2 separate regions of the Homo sapiens genome follow, and region 2 is linked to region 1. Evidence: chromatin loops called from intact Hi-C (ENCODE). Cell type or tissue: Caco-2. All regions are shown on one strand. Each heading gives the region's core, and the rest is flanking DNA. Links, peaks and the distances in the headings are about the cores only. Region 1 overlaps LOC105374317 (a long non-coding RNA gene). Region 2 has its middle 12 kb from the start of APOB.

Evidence for each region. Hi-C counts contacts between places; a loop is a spot of excess contacts. Peaks named below come from ENCODE experiments on the same cell type or tissue, not always from the same donor. Only the 100,000 strongest peaks of a DNase experiment are listed, where the experiment ranks them.
Region 2: it touches region 1 in a loop (2.7-fold over the local background); 1 of 110 quality-filtered maps calls a loop at or near these places.

What each region holds. Positions count from the first base shown.
Region 1 is chr2:21,267,940-21,273,318 of GRCh38, forward strand. All of the region lies in intron 3 of LOC105374317 (a long non-coding RNA gene), which reads left to right. Among named protein-coding and RNA genes, the nearest start is that of TDRD15, 150 kb to the left of the region's middle. In Caco-2, for the core only: no CTCF peak of the experiment used is centred there; DNase peaks (open chromatin) are centred at 1,902, 2,422 and 2,890.
Region 2 is chr2:21,053,532-21,058,910 of GRCh38, forward strand. No RefSeq gene overlaps it. Among named protein-coding and RNA genes, the nearest start is that of APOB, 12 kb to the left of the region's middle. RefSeq lists a silencer at 2,846-3,140. In Caco-2, for the core only: no CTCF peak of the experiment used is centred there; a DNase peak (open chromatin) is centred at 3,030.

The sequences.
Region 1 (5,379 bases), core at 188-5,187:
TATTACCTGGGATGAGTTTAACTAGCCTGTGAACACTTCCCACTTTGTGGTGTAGAGGAAAGAACACTGAACAAGGAACTACGAGGCCCACATTCTAATCCTGGCTGTGACACTAACTTGCTCTGTGACTTTGAACCAGTGACTTCATTTCTCTGAGCCTCGTTGCCCTTGTCTCTCAAAAACTAGTCCCCACACAAGGCCTTGCTGAACAACGGCTGCAGGTGGCTTGTCTCCGTGTGCCTGGTGTGTCTTTTCTGCTGGACTGGAATTTTCTCGAGGGGGGAGGCCACGCATCCCATGTAACCAGTTCTTGCTCTGCTCCTTCACCTTTCCTCCGTGAGTGCCTCCTTCCAGTTCTGCTCGGTGAGCACTGGTCCTGAGGTCCCTCCATCAGGGAGTCAGTCCCTGGTCTCCCAGGAGGCACAACTCTGTGCTCCTCAGACTCTGCCGACAGTGTTTGAGTGACACTCTCCTGGCCGTTACCCATTTGGCCCGTGCAGCCTGTGCCTGATGCAACGCATGACATCAGGGCCTGTCATAGTGCCTAGCACACGGGGCGCACAGGAAATCCCAACTCAATTGAGGGAGGTGATAATGAAAAATGTACATGAAAGCACCCCACAACTAAAATGTGCCCTGATTATCTGTTGCCCCTGCTGCCTTGATTTAGCTGACCACCCTCCTGGTCCCTTTCAGTGGCCATCGGTGGTATGAAGTTACCAGGGCTGTGATGATGCCGGTGAACTAATGAGGATGTTATGTGAGTCAGTGCTGGCCATATGACCATGACCCTGGCCTGTGATTACAAGTGGAAGCAGGAGCTTAGGTTTGGCTGTGGTCTGTGATCTTTGTCACTGCGGCCATATGACACTCAAAAAAGATTTCATTAGTGCCTGGAGAAATCTTCCTCCCAGGCCCTTTTCTATCCTAAGAGTGAGTAGTTTTAATTGCATTTGATCACGTTTTGCAATGAAGCCAATGTCATCTTACTGTTTTCTTATCTTCCTGCTACTCTGAGACTGTATTTATGCATGCATCCTGCACCTCGTGGGTGTGAAATGGTTACATGCACGACTCTGTGCGGGGGAGGAGGATGAGGTTTGATGGCATCATGAGGGAAGTGTCACGGCCTCCGTATTTGTGCACAACAGAGAATGTATTTTCAGCTCACGCCCCATCTGCAAGTTACTTTTCTAGGCAAAAAGAGCAGAATTTACCCACCCACTTCTTATTACTGCAGTGTGACCAGAACACAGAGGTAGCTAGAGCAAGCCAGAGCTTTGGATCACAGCAGTTGGCTTTCAAATTTCAGGGAGTGGAAGAAGAACTTGGGAGGTAGGTTAAAATGCAGGTGCCTGAGCCACCTCTTTGGAGATTCTGATTTGGTAGATCTGACTAGAGACTAGGTGATTACATTTTTTTAACACCCTCTTCAGGCCATTTCAGTCCATGGGCCAGCCACACTTTGAGAATCACTGGGTTAGAAAAATGAGTCAAAGTCAGATAGCTGTGGGACCCTGTACACAGAGAGAAAAGCCTTTTTGGGATAATATTTAATTATCAGCTGGTGAATATAAACCTGTAAAGCAAAACAATGATACAACACAGTTGATAAAGCCTTACAGTTAGGGTGGATATATGCCTGTTTTGTCTGGGTTCATGGTTGATGTATTAATAGATCAACCAATAGCTGTTTATTATTTATTTTTTAACCTCTTTTCTTTTTAGAAAGGTGTACGATTGGATAATAAATTATGTAATTACCCTACATAAAGTGAACTTTGAACAAACTTTGTGAAGAAAAGAAACACTATTTCCTGCAAACTTAAGTTCTGAGATGAGTTAATCATCTCCCCAGCGTCCTTGGAATCTGAAGGTTGGAGAACTAAGCACATCAAGTTCGCTGATTTCTCCTCTCTAACGTCCCCAGCTAAGAGATAAACTCAGGAAGGTTAAAAGGCCCCTGATTTCACTGAGGTTTCTGTGGCATAAATGATTCAAAAAGGCCATCGGCATGTTTCCAGAAGTGTAACAATCATATTAAAATTGTGGCTTACTCTTAATAAATTCAAATCTGTTTACATCCAACTTACTACATGTGGCCACAGAAAAGCTCCACTTATTCTAATCTCAACAATTTTCTCTCTTGTTCAACATTCAGATTTTATTTCCACAAACCCAGAACTGCATTCTACATTTGAGGATGTCATTTAAGGCCAAGAAAGTCCAATAAAAAAGCATTTATCAGCAGTAAAGTTTGTTTGAGGATTACCCACTGCGAATAAAGCCAAGCTCCCCTTTTAAACTGAAGCATGCTATTTCAGGAATGTGACCCCTTTCATGAATAAATGACATAGTGACATTTACAGATAAAGCAAGATTTAACTGCTATGAAAGGAGGTGACAAATGTCAGGATGTCAATAATGATCCGTGAACATAATGGTTTCTTGCCTGAGTGTTGAGCAGATACATAATGTAACTGCTGCCTGACAGAGTTCTGCAGAGAATGAGCCCTGAGCTCTGGGAGAAGTCAAGAAGGCTCCCAGTACTATGACAGTCATAAGTCTGGGGTGGCCAGTGTCTGAGGAGGGTCTAAGTACAATCTGGCCAGTACGTTAACTCCTTCTCATTGCTAGCATGTCTGTGTGCCAGGAAAGATGAAGTTTTTCTACCATGTATCATTAAATTTTGTCAGAGTAGAATTTAGACGTTGTGAAAATAGCTTTTTGGTCATGCTTTCATTTTCCAGAAGAACCAAGAAATTAGACAAAAAGTCAGGAGAAAGTCCGTGTTGTCACTATCACAGTGAGGCCAAGGTCATGGTCGGAGCCTGATCAGGTGGTGCAGCATAGATACACCCATTGAGGTCATCTTCCCCTCTGGCTTGAGGCTAGCCAGCTGTCCCAACGCGTGTGTCTGAAGTCACAGAGTGCACTAGTGAGAGAGTGCAGATGGCTCATCTGGACCCAGTCCACACCAACGAGACCTTTTCCTCTGGGCCATGTCTCCTGCCTTGCATTCAGGGCATTCTTCCCTCCAGCTTCTGCACCTCCAGCTTTGAGTCTGCTTTCTGTTTTCTTTGGCTGGCTTTTTCTCTCCCCCTTTAAAATGAGATGTCCTTTGGGAGTGGTAAAAATGTCTAATAACCAGCTTGTGAAGAACCATCCCCAATTAGTTTGCAGTTTTCCGTTATGTAAATACTGCCGTACCCCCACAGCTGATTTTCAGTGACTTTTTCATATGAAGTCACTGAACACTGAGTTGGGAAGAGATACACACAAATGGCCCCAGCTTTGGGATTGCACAGCAACTTTGGGGGTCCTCTTTGCTTTTCCATAGTCACTTCCTGGCTCATTGACCACTCTAGTCCTCCAGATGAACTTATGATTTCCATGCTAGGAAGCCTGAGTGTGCATTTCTGAGCCTGATGTCTCTGCAAATCCAGCCCCATGTACCTAGTTCAGAGGACAGCTTCCTTCACTTTCAATTCTGCAATTTCCCTGCCTGAACCCACTTCAACTCTCAACTCCTAAGGCATGGTCAGCCCTGACCCTTCTCCCTCTGTGACACTTTCTGGGTCTGGCTCATGGTCTCCACACGCATGATAAGCACTCCCTATACCCATCCCTGGGTCTGGACAATGTTTTCTTTTCTTGTAAAGCACTAAAACTCCTGTGTGTTTGGCCAGTATCTCATTCAACAGTGAGAAATGGAAGCAGAGGCTCTGAGGGGCGAATTGACTTGCCTGAGGCCTTATGATGTGTCAGACCCACATTGTGACTAGAACCCAAGTTTCTCAATTTTCAGTGCCCTGGGCTTTTTCCCAGTAGCCTCCTATCTTTCACTACTCCCCAAGTCCCCAACCTAGCTAAAGCCTCTATATCCTCAGCTCCTCCTCCGCCATCCAGGTCCTCTCCCCACTGTGATGCCCTCACCATCCTCCAAGTTCCTGTGGAGTGCTTCACTGGGGGTGGGAGATAGAAGCTGTTGACAACTGCCCTTGTGGGGCCTCTAGTACCCCATCATGGCACATTTTGCTCACCTTTGTTTTTCAGCCTCTCGGTACAAGGGTAATTTTCTTGACAAATACCATGGTCCTGTCCCCTGTGGCTACCAGAAAAGCCATGAACTTTAAGAACAAGAGCAGGTCAGGAGATGGAGCTATTGTAGTCAGCACTGACGAGCCACCAGCCTCCACCAGCAGCAATGAGCAAGGCTCTGGGTGTGGGCCTTGGTTGGGGGGTGTTTTCTCCATATGGGGACGTTTCTCTAAGACAAACAAAGGAACACCATTCCTCCATCTTTCTGTACTGCACAGGTTTGAATTATGTGCTCTGCCTCAAGTGTGAGAAGCCCCGTGCATGGTTGCACTATGAGGTGGAGGGAGAAAGTATAGTGCCAGTGCTGTAGGGCCAGGTGGGTGAGGAGGGACGTGATGGGTCCTCTCTAGCCAGAGGCCTTCCCAGGCCCCTCAGCTGGGCTAGTTCTGTCTGAGCAACAGGAGTCAGGCCAGGCAAGGGAGACGTTTCTATTGCTTGGGAGAGTTAGGGATGAGTTTGTGGCTGAAGGAGGATGGGAGAAGAGCTTTGAAAGATGAGCAGCATTTGTTATGGAAAGGACGAAGAGTTGACCGGACACCTGGGAGAGGAAGACTATGGTTAAGAAGAGGTTCAGGCTGGGCACGGTGGCTCACACCTGTAATCCCAGCCATTTGGGAGGCCCAGGCGGGTGGATCACTTGAGCTCAGGAGTTTGAGACCAGCCTGACCAACCTGGTGAAACGCTGTTTCTACTAAAAATACAAAAATTAGCTGGGCATGGTGGCACATGCCTGTAATCCCAGCTACTCGGGAGGCTGAGGCAGAAGAATCACTTGAATCGCTTGAGTCCGGGAGGCGGAGGCTGCCATGAGCCGATATCGCATCATTGCACCCCAGCCTGGACAACAGAGTGAGACTCCATCTCAAAAAAAAAAAAAAAAAGAAAAACAGAAAAACAGAAGAGGTTCAAAGGAGGAAAGGAACAGGTCTCCCCTCTCAAATCCATCTGCCATCTTCTTGCTGCTGCCAACAGAGTCCAGGCTGGGGAAGCGTATCCCAAGGAGAGAGGACACAGGAACCGTCACTCTTCTCAATCACATGTAAATGACTTCACACCTTTTCCTAAAGGGGGCAGACAGGGATCCTCTGCAGGTCCTCCTGCTCCCTAAGGGAGCTGTACAGTAAGGAGGACCGAGGTCATGAGGTCAGGGTTGCTGGTGAGCACCCCACTGCCACGTGTGCAGTGTGCAGACTGTGCCCTCTGGCCACGAAGTGGCCTCTGACTTGGCCATTCTGAGAGGTCGGCGGCTGCTAAGGGTAGCATGGGTGCAGGCTGGGG
Region 2 (5,379 bases), core at 94-5,093, 210 kb before region 1:
GAAATACCTGTGCTTGCTGCTGTTTGGATGTGTTCTTAATGTAAATGCTGTTTATTACAATTTTTCCCTTCTAAATGTCTTCGTGCATTTTCCCCAAGTAGGTAAACAAGAAGCTGGGCTCAGCCATCTCAGTTGTTTTTTAATACTTATCCTGCACATGTCCAAATTGTGGCTTTACATGGCTGATCCTACCAGATTAACAATCTGGAATGTGAGATCCTGCATCACACTCAGAAAATACCTCTGAAAATGAGTTGGTATGAAATGATGTGTCTGTCGCTCATTTGGAACAGGCCCTGGCACTGGAGTCCCTTGGGGAACACTGGCCAATGGCCTTCTCCACCACTGCTGACCCCTGGGCAAAGCTGGAGGCCAGCTCAGTCATTTAATTTGAACAAATCCAATAGAAAATGGTAAATTGAGGCAATTAATTAAAATCATTCTTTTCCTCTTGACTCTTGCACCTTTTCAGCCTGGACAATTTAGTTGAAAGTGGTGATGGATGCCTGAATTATCCAGATAATTACTTCTTTCTCACTTCATTAATAACATCGCCGTGTCTCCTTGTGAGAAGTCAGATGAGCTATTTGCTCCCTTACTGGTCAGAAAAGTAAGAGCCTTCCTGAAAGGAGGGAGGCGGAAAGGTGGGAGAGTCAGGTGGCACAGGCAGCTTCTGAGCCTGCCTCACTGAGGACCGGCCCCATCCTCAGGGCAGGTCAGCTCTGGTCTTGAGCCTGATTCCCCTCCTGACAACGCTTCCTTCTCACCCCCATCTCTCACTCCCTTTCTCCTCTCTTTCTCTCTCCACAGCTCTCTCTCTCTCTCTCTCTCTCTCTTTCTCTCGCCCCACCACCAAATCTCAGCTGCAATCTCCACCCTCACTAGGAAGGTGGTCTGTCCTATTCTTCCTCCTCTTTCTCACCCTTGCCATCTGTTGTCCCAATACCTCTGAATTCGTTGGTTTTTTGAGTTATTTTATGAACGGGGATGATGGCAGATGTGGAATTCACTACTTTGCTGCCTTAACAAAGTACCACAGACTGGGCGGCATAAACAATAGACATTGATTTCCTCACAGCTCCGGATTCTGGAAGTTCAAGATTAAGGTACTGGCAGAGTTGGTTTCTTTTTTCCCCCTCATTGCTGGATTCGGTTGTTTGTTGTTGTTGTTGTTGTTGTTTTTGTTTTGTTTTGAGACGGTGTCTCACTCACCCAGGCTGGAGTGCAGTGGTGCAATCTCAGCTCACTGCAACCTTTGCCTCCCAGCTTCAAGCAATTCTCCTGCGTCAGCCTCCTGAGTAGCTGGGATTACAGGCAACCGCCATCACACCCAACTAATTTTTGTATTTTTAGTAGAGATGGGGTTTCACCATGTTGGCCACGCTGGTCTCGAACTCCTGAGCTGAGGTGATCCACCCACCTCAGTCTCCCAAAGTGCTGGGATTACAGGCGTGAGCCACCATGCCTGGCCTGGATTCGGGTTTTTAATATTTAAGGTTTTTTGGTATACACATATTCATAAGTTAAACGGGACTATATTTTTTCTATCCTTTTAATTTTACTCTATGTGTTTATAACTCTGATAAGCAGCTTATAGATAAATACTGTTTTAAAATTTAAAATTTTACTTTTTAAATTGACAGAATAATTATGCATATTCATGGAGTACATTTACATGGGATACATATAATGTAATCAGATTAGGGTAATTAGCATATTCATCATCTCAAACATTGATCATTTCCTTGTGTTGGGAACAGTCAATATTCTCCTTCTAGCTATTTGAAGCTATGTAACGTATTATTGTTACCTGTAGTCATCCTAAGGTGCTATAGAACACTTGAACTAAAATCTATCCTGCTGTAATTTTGTATCCTTTAACAAATCTCTCCCTATCCTTCCCGTTCCCCATCATTCCCAGCCTCTAGTATCCTCTGTTCTACTTTTAACTTCTATGAGATTAAAGCTGGTTTCATTTGAGGCCTCTCTCCTTAGCTTATAGATGGCCATCTTCTCCCTGCATCTATACGTGGTCTTCCCTCTGTGCATGTCTGTGTCCTAAGCTCTCCTTATAAGGACAACAGTCATATTAGATTAGGGCTCATCCTAACAACCTCCTCTAATCTCGTTACCTCTCTGAAGATCCTATCTGCAAATATAGTCACATTCTGAGGCATTTGGGGTTAGGGTTTCAACACATGCCTTACTTTGCTCGGGCTGCCTTAACAAAATAGCTTCAACAACAGAAATGTATTTTCTCACAGTTCTGAAGGCTAGAAGGCTGAGATCAGAAGGAGGGCTGTCTCCTTTGCTTTCAGACAGCTGCCTTTTCACTGCATCTTCACATGGAAGGAGGATGAGTGGGGAGAGAGCTCTCTGGCATCTTTTATAAGGGCATTAATTCAATCATGAGGGTCCTACCTTCATAAACTCATCTAAACCTAATCACCTCCCACAGGCCCCATCTCTTCATACCATCACACGGGGGATTAGGGCTTCAATATATGGATTTTGGGGGGCAGAACTGAGCCCCTAATAGCTGAACGGGAACCGCAAACAAAAATAGGTCTACACTTCTGGTATTTCCTGAGAAAGGCTTTTAAAATCTTTGATAAGATTCTGTCAACTGACTAGCTGACCAGGCACAGTAGTCCTAATGGTCTTGAGAGTGCCTCGAATGTGGCCTGCCCAGTGTCTGAGTGCTTCCTGAGATGGGCTTTGGTCATGGTGTGTGCGGCAGTGGAGAAAGGTTGGAGGTTGCCTCTAGGGCACAACACTGGCAGATTTGGTACTGTACTCTGGTGACCACACAACCATGAAATCCTGTGGCATTCATTCCAGGAGTAGGACAAATCCAGAAAACTACTGCCCTAGGACACTCATAAAGCCTTTCAGCAGCAGCAGAATAACCCAGGAAGAAGAACGATAAAGCTTGTTGACTTTTGCTCTTTGGAGGCTATCTTTCTCCTAGCAGAGTAAACGCATCTCTAGGGGATTAAAGGCAGGCTCCAGAGAGCTATCGACTCCCACGCACCTTCAAGCCAGCAATCCTTTTAGCTCAAGAGATAACATAGCCGCTAACCTTGGCCTTCTCAGGAAGGGCAGGTCAGGGCTTTGATGCTGTGAGTGATTTTGTTGGGAAACAAGAGATATAAGGGTGTCCCTTGCAAGAAAGAAACACACTATAAAAAAAACTATAAATTAGAAAAAGATTTATTTACATGAGATATTAGGCTTCTTCAGGAAAGTACTGGAAGAAATATTTTTGGCTATTCATTTATGAGATTTTTAAAGTGACATCATTGACATCAACCAGCCTAAAAAGAAAGACACAATAATAGCATATTTGGGAAAAAATGATATTAAACTAAGACAAAAAAATTATATTGGTGGTCTGAGGAGTGTGATGAACTCAACAGCAGTTTGGCTCCATTATGGTCAGAGCATTTACTGTCTGATTTCAATCTTTTAAATTTGTTGAGGCTTGTTTATGGCACAGAAGATGGTCTGTATTGGTGAACATTCCATGGGCACTTGAGAAAAAGCACGTATTCTGCTGAGTTTGGTGTAGTTTTCTACAAATGGCAATTAGATCTTGTTGGTTGAGGGTGTTGTTGAGTTCCTTTACATCCTTGCTGATTTTGTCTGCTGGTTCCATTAATTGCTGAGAATAGGGTATTGACGTCAGCACCTATAAATGAAGCTGGGGCTCAAAAGCCAAAACCAAACACACTGTGGCCTCCAGCTCTCAATCAATCAATAAATCAGTGACAAAGCATGTATTGGTTAATTTCAGCATCCTTGGCCGTATCCTGGATGGTGAAGGAAAGAGGAGATATGGGCTTAGTTAAGAAAACTTGGTATTTACATCATGTATGAAATAGATATGTATAGGTTCATGCTGATGTGCTGAAACATTTGTAACTTCCCTTTCTAAAGATTTTTTTTTTTTTGAGATGGAGTTTCACTCTTGTTGCCCAGGCTGGAATGCAATGGTGCAATCTTGGCTCACTGCAACCTCTGCCTCCCGGGTTCAAGCGATTCTCCTGCCTCAGCCTTCCGAGTAGCTGGGGTTCCACCACACCTGGCTAATTTTTGTATTTTTAGTAGAGATTGGGTTTCTCCATGTTGATCAGACTGGTCTCAATCTCCTGAGCTCAGGCAATCCACCTGTCTTCGCCTCCCAAAGTGTTGGGATTACAGGCGTGAGCCACCACGCTTGGCCTTTAAAGATTTTTATGTGTTCAGTCAATTCATCCTGTTAGCCAGACTTGGTTCTAGGTAACCATATAGAGCAATAAGAAGAAAGGCAGGCCTTCCACATGCTGGGTGATCTATGGAGCAGCTTACTCTTGTTATAGAACAAGTGGATCCTACACAGACCCAGAAGATACCCACCATTTATGCAGGGCTAGGTACTGATGCTTCCTTTGTTCATGCATCTCTTCTTTTTAAGGATGTGGACTACCAGCGTGGCTAGGAACTCAAGCTCTGAAGCCAGGGGCCTTTTCAGTTCTGCCACTCACTAGCTGTGTCATTTGGGGCATGGTATTTAATTCCTTGGGCTTCTGTTTCCCTATCTGTAAAAAGGAGATCACAATAAATGATACCTACCTGACAGGGTTTTGTATTTATTAAATAAGTTAATACAGATAAGGCACTTGGCACAGTGCTGGTACTTGGTTAATAGTCCATAAGTATTAGTTATTATCATTTGTCTACCAATATATCCTTTCACGTTCAGTTCCCTTTCTTCTATGGGTATGGGTCATTCCAGTGTGCAAACATAACATCCACTTCAGACTCTTCCCCAAGGATACCAAGATGAGTACAAAATGTTTTTCTTTTAGTTTACTTCTAGCAAGACCTATATAAATAGTCAAACTATAAGACCAAATATCACCTTAAGAGAGATAAAGTGGCTGCTGGAGTCATGGGTGGTGGCCAAGTAAGATGAACTGTTTTTACAAAAGACCCCAAACCTCTGAGAGATTTTGCAAATCATTCCTTTGGATGCTTGCAGAATGGTCAATGGACATTTTTGTGCTATTTGTGTTTTACTAAAGATGTCCATGTTATATCTTTTTTTACTAGGTGGAATTTCACATTTTTAGTGGAAATGCCAACTTCTTATTTTATACAAAATTTGCTTTTACTTCTTATTTTGTATCTTTATATCTTCAATGCAGTTTCTGCAGAAACTTTGAAGCTTTCAAATTATTTTTTCAGGTAGGCTATCCTTTCATCTCTTTAACATCTATGTAAAACAAGTAATAATCTTCTCAGTTAATTTATAAAAAATCATCCAAAGCATAACTATGGGATAGCATTTGCAATCCAATCAAAAAAATCCATGCTTTGGCTGAAAGTTGAGTTGCC